2 separate regions of the Mus musculus genome follow, and region 1 is linked to region 2. Evidence: chromatin contacts called from ENCODE Hi-C or POLR2A ChIA-PET data. All regions are on one chromosome and are shown on one strand. Each heading gives the region's core, a stretch centred on a gene start or an enhancer-like site at or near the end of the contact. The rest is flanking DNA. Distances are from core to core; before and after follow the strand shown.

Region 1 (2,700 bases), core at 194-2,693, 210 kb after region 2:
CCCATTTTGTAGGTGAAACATATGCTGGTTTGCTGATCCCAGAGGTGATCAACATGAGTGGGAGGGAGGAGACAATCAGATGTAGAATAGTGGCTGTTTTTATTGTAGCAAAGCTTTCCCGCAAAGATCAAACTTCCAAGCCTTGCGTCGTGGGGGCTCACACCATTGATTTCAATTTGGAAGAAAACGAATGGATACAGAAAGATCAAGAGTTACCCATTTCGGAGGTTAGTCTGGGCTAACCACCTCAAATCTCCCTCTACAAAAATTATAATCTCAAAAACTAACAATAAAGATCGAGCTTGGTTAAGTAAGGGACAGTGACATCAAGGAGGCTCACAAAAGAGTGTGAGGGAAGCCTCACGAAAGGGTGGGGAGCCTAACAAAGAGCTGGCGCAAGACTCGCCCTAACCGACACGGCTAGGAATCCTGGGCAACCCTTCTGTATAATCACGCACTCAGCCACACACTGTCACAGCTCCAATCCGTTCTGCAAACAGTCTTAAATGGTGCCTTTCTCCTCAAATTCTGCCCTTTTTCTCTGACTCCTCTGAGAAGCCGCCCCTTCTCCTTCAAGCCCCGCCCTCACCTCGGGCTGCGGGGAGAACCTCCCTACTTGCTAAGCCCTGCCCCTCATCTCAGAATGCTGTAAACCCTCCCCTTTTCTGCTTAGCGCCAGGCTCACCATGCACTACGCTGAAAACCTGCTCTTTCGCCTCAAGCCCCGCCGCCCTCTAGATTTTGCTGAGAACCCGCCCCTTCTATACTAAGTCCCGCCCTCTAGAATCTGCTGAGAACCCGCCCCTTCTTCAAGCCCCGCCTTCACCTCTGACTGTGAGGAGAACCGCCCTACTGGCTAAGCCCCGCCCCTTCAGATTGCCGAGAACCCACTCCTTCAATGCTTAGCACCGCCCTCACACGAGCCGCTGAGAACCCGCCCCTTCTCCTCCAAGCTCCGCCCTCACCTCCGGAGGCGGAGACCAACCGTTCTTGCTAAGCCCCGCCCTCACCTCGGATTCTTCTGAGAACCCGCCCCTCCTCTAATCCCTGCCCTCACCTCACCTCACACAGAGCTGAGAACCCGCCCTACTTGATAACCCCGCCCCTCACCTAATACGGATAAGCTCCCGCCCCTTACCCACTTAGTACCGCCCTCTCCAGGGACTCTGCTGAGAACACGCCCCTTCTCCACCAAGCCCCGCCCCTTACTCCAGTTTCTTCTGGGAACCTTCCTATCTAAGCCCAGCCCCTCACATCAAACTTCTGAGACCCTTGCTCTTCTCTGCTTAGCTTTGCCTTCACCCTCAGTCTAAGAAACTGTTCTCCGTAGTACCCGCTTCTCATCGCAGACTTCGCTGAGTACACGCCCCTTCAGCCCCACCTTTCTCAGATTAAGCTCTTAGGTCGTCGCTGGCAGAGGCTGCGCTTGCGCACACATAGCTTGTAGGAAACCTCCCAGCGTTCCTCGGTTGACAGCGTCTGGGTAAGGCAGCTAGCGGGCGCTTGTTAGGGAGTGGGAGCCCGAGCGCTGCGGGCAGGGGAGATCCTCGTGGTCCCTGTGTTTTCTGTCTGGAGGTAGGCAGGCGGTTGCGTGGAATCTAGGGGGCACGAAAGCTCAGACGACTGGGCGTCCGGATCTAAGTCTGTGCTTGGGTGTGCCAGGCCCGTGCGTGTGTGAAAGGAACTGGGCTGTAAGTTTTCGGTGTGAGAGAGGGAGACAGAGTCTGAGAGAAATAAGTGCTGTGATTGTGAGAGAACTGTGAAATGTATGATGATAAGTGTGTCTTCCAGTGATCTGCATTACAGCACTTAAATGCTTGGAATCTCCAAAGTAATAAATACCTTGTTGACTGCTCTTGATTGATGGCTGACAAGACTCAAGGTAGTTTCAGAGTCGGTGCTGATCATCGCAGACGCTAAACGGGATTAGAGGATCAGTCCCAAACCCCATCCAGGAGAGGACAGGAGCTGAGGTTGATCACCAGATGCCAGTCCTTTTGTTGATGTTTCGAGACAGAATGTCATGTAATCCAGCAGTCCTCAAACTCTTTATGTAAGTAGAGGATGAGTTTGGAACTCTGATCTTCCTAACTCAGCCTTCCAAGTGCTGTAATTACAGGCGTGTGCAACCCACACTCAGATAAATGATTTACACAGCCATGCTTACGTGATGAAGTGTCCATAGCGACTCAAAAGGAAAGGATTCAAAGAGCTTTCTGACAGGAGTATTGTATCCCTGCATAGAAATCCTGAGAGGCCGTTGAGGGAAGTGGGTAAAGTGAAGATAGGATTGTGTTGGAGACTTCAAGATGTTGGAGATACTAGAGTCGTGGGGTAGCTGCAGCCTGAGTGTGGAACCAGCCCAAGACAGAGAAGTACGTGGCAGTCAGCAAAGCTGAAAGGATTCGGAGATCTGAATGACACAGAGATGCAGAATTTAGAGTTTGCCCTGCTTGTTTTCCGTCTTTGTTCTTTGGTCCAGTATTGATTTTCTTATTGTGCTCCTTTCTCTCCCTTTTGGAATGTGTTTTTATTTTTAAAGATTTATTTATTTTTGCTTGTATGGATATTTTGCCTGCATGCACAAATATGTACACCAAATGCATGGCTGGAGGCATGGATCTCCTGGAACTAGAGTTACAGGCAGTTGTAAGCTGCCATGTGGGTGCTGGGAATTGAACCCCAGTCCTCTAGAGGAAC
Region 2 (2,700 bases), core at 41-2,540:
GCAGCACAGCACTCAGTGACTCCAGAGAAGCAGGAGGGGAAAGTTACCTGCACTTGACCCAAGAGGCTTAAAGCTTTCCCCAGAGCAGAGGCCAGATCTCAGCTAGATTCTCAACAACGCCAAACATGGAGCCTGAATCAGAAATTAAGGGGTTGGGGGAACCCATCAGGTCTGCGTTTTTAATAACGACCTGGGCAATAACGCCTAAGGTCGTCCTGGGTCAGGTCTCAGCTCCTGCTTTCCAACCCCAGTTCATGTTCATTTTCCTATCCTGGTGTTAAGACAGGTGTCAGTTCACTCCCCACTCACTTCTTCGTCTGTGGATCACTTTTCCGACTGACCTTTTGTAAGTGCTGGGGCACACATTCCCGGGGCTTGGGGGTCACCCTATGACCTAACTCTTGTACAGATTGGAGGTGGAGGCGGGAGGTCTGCTAAGGGGCGGGGCTCCGCGCTGGACCCAGCCCTGTGTCCGCCCAGGGGAGGAAGGCAACAGTCCAGGCGGCCCAGGACGACCCACACGGTGCTGACCTTGGCCTGGCGCTTCCCCTCCCAGGACGTGTTTCCTGCCGCCGGTCAGCACGCGCGGGGGAAATAGATGAATGAGCCTCCCGCCACCTGCATCCCGTAATTACTCGCTGGATCAAAGGCCAGCGCATGGCCCCCGAGGCAGCAACGGGCCAGGCGACTCGATTTGAGGAAGGAGAGGACTTGGGAGAACTTGGGCCGAGACTGACCATGGGCCGCCGTTTCCGGTCAGCCCAATCCAGGCGGCGGGGTCTCTCCCCACATCAAGCCTCGCCCCCGCAACAAGTCCCTGGCACTTCCGGCCATGACCGGCTGCAAGTCCAGTCCGGGTGGCCCGGACCCCACCGGTTGGATAACCCAGGTGCCTGCCGGCCCAGCACTGCCGCCGGAGTAGCGCACGCGCATTGTCCCAGGCCGCGGCGCCAATCTCTCCCGCGCGCGCGCGCGAACTCCCCGGCCGCGCGCCCGCTCACGCCCACCCCCCCCACACACACCCCTAACACGACACGCACGCGCACTAGTCCGCTCTGCCGCGCTCGCCCTCCCGCCTCCCCACCCACCCCCGTCCGAAGCCCAGCTTCCCGACGCGCTCTCATCCCAGCCACTCGGCGCACGCCCCCCTGAGCCCGCGGCCGCCCTCACCTCCGCGGCCCCGGGGCCGTCACGCCGCACTCTTCCTCTCGCCTGCCTCGCGGATGGTGGCAGCGGCGGCAGCGGCGACTCAGACCCTGGGGTCAGGGGGACGGGCGCCCAGGCCGGAAGTGACCTTCCCGGCCGCTTCCGCTCGCGCCTCTCCCTCTCCTCCCCCTCCCAGGCCGCCACCGCTACCTCGCCACTCTAGGCAGAGGAGCTCCAGGACCCCTGACCGCTACCCCCTCCGGCTCTATGGTACGGAAAGGCGCCTCGGGACGCTACTTCCGGAATTATCTAGGACCCAGGTCCTCCGTTTTGCTCTATGGCGCCTCGCTCCGAGGGGCTCGGGCCCCGCCCCCTCCCCGGACAGAAGGCTGGGCTCGACCCGTTAGGCGCACACTTCCGGGTGTCGGGGCGGCCCCCAACCCAGCCTCGTCGCTCGCGCCTGCGCGGTGAGCTGCCCGCGGCGACGCTCCCACTACTCCAGTCCTCCTGTCGTCTCTATCATCGTAACCCCTTCCGCCCCGGGGCGCTTCCAGGCCAACGCCGGTCTCAAGAAAAAATTCGGTTCACGAGATCTGGAGTTTTTCCCCAAAATGTTTCCGCTCGAGCCTCCGGTGCGGGTTGCATTTTGGGACGACCTCATCTTGAAATCGGCCTGTTTTGCAGAGAACCAGAGGTCACATTACCTTACTAAGTGACATAGCAAGAATGACCTCGAACCTTCAGAGTAGGGCTCCAAATTAAGTGTTTATGACTTATTACTCTCCTAGAAGAAAGGTCCATCACAGTTTGGAGGATGCTGATGATGAAGAAAAGGAATGAAAGGACCCTCTACAGATATCTGCTTCCAAGGCACAATTTGAAACTTGAAAGTCAATGTCAGCTTCTCTGAGACAAATGGTATCATCATCACGTAACTACCTTTACAAAAGCAGGCGTCAGGTGCTGCTGACACTTGGACTAAGTAAGGGATGGACTTTTTAAACAAACTCCTCCTGCACCAGAGAAAATCCTGGGCAGCCTAAAGAAGCAAAGCCCACAGGCAAAACGATACATGACACCTGAGGACAAGCTAAGAAAATGGAAAGCATAGCCATCTCCTTAGCAAGGTGCTCCAGAAGTCTTTGCTCAGCAGACTGTTAAGGATGTGTAGAGAGTTAGAAAATTCAAGAGGAGGCCTATGCTGAGCCCTGTAATGGAAAATGTCCAAACTGCCTGTAATTCATGTTCAAGCGCTGGACTTCCGTGGTTAGATTAAAGATAAACCAGCCAGGACCTTTCAACGGGTGATAAAGATCACAGGCTGCTTGTAACTGATCAAAAGGCTAAAGGCGAACCCACAGCAGGGGTATTAAAATGGCCCCAAAGGTAAAGAGTAAACGGAGGACAGTAAAAAAAAAAAAAAAAAAAAAAATTAACTATCCCTTCCTGGCTCAAAGCTAACAAAACTAAAAGGCAAACTGGCAGCATCAGACACAGCCACGGTAGTTACTGTTCCATCCCGAGTCCTGGGCCACACAGAGGAATTCTTAGAAT

The links. A loop is a pair of places that touch in the nucleus more often than their neighbours do. ChIA-PET counts read pairs that join two places held with the same protein, here RNA polymerase II (POLR2A).
Region 1: a map of heart shows a loop between it and region 2 (2.1-fold over the local background). The contact joins the promoter of Zfp78 here to the promoter of Zfp787 in region 2. A Hi-C loop is called at or near these places in 1 of 37 maps with a recorded cell type or tissue (heart). POLR2A ChIA-PET finds 5 or more read pairs at or near these places in 3 of 5 experiments (Patski and embryonic stem cell).

The regions. Positions count from the first base shown.
Region 1 is chr7:6,361,865-6,364,564 of GRCm38, forward strand. It overlaps Zfp78 (zinc finger protein 78), which reads left to right and starts at 1,444. Exons shown (of 5, transcript NM_001025163.1): 1 at 1,444-1,483.
Region 2 is chr7:6,154,675-6,157,374 of GRCm38, forward strand. Zfp787 (zinc finger protein 787) reads right to left here and starts at 1,291. Exons shown (of 3, transcript NM_001013012.2): 1 at 1,171-1,291. It overlaps Gm36371 (a long non-coding RNA gene), which reads left to right and starts at 2,545. Exons shown (of 2, transcript XR_391130.2): 1 at 2,545-2,700.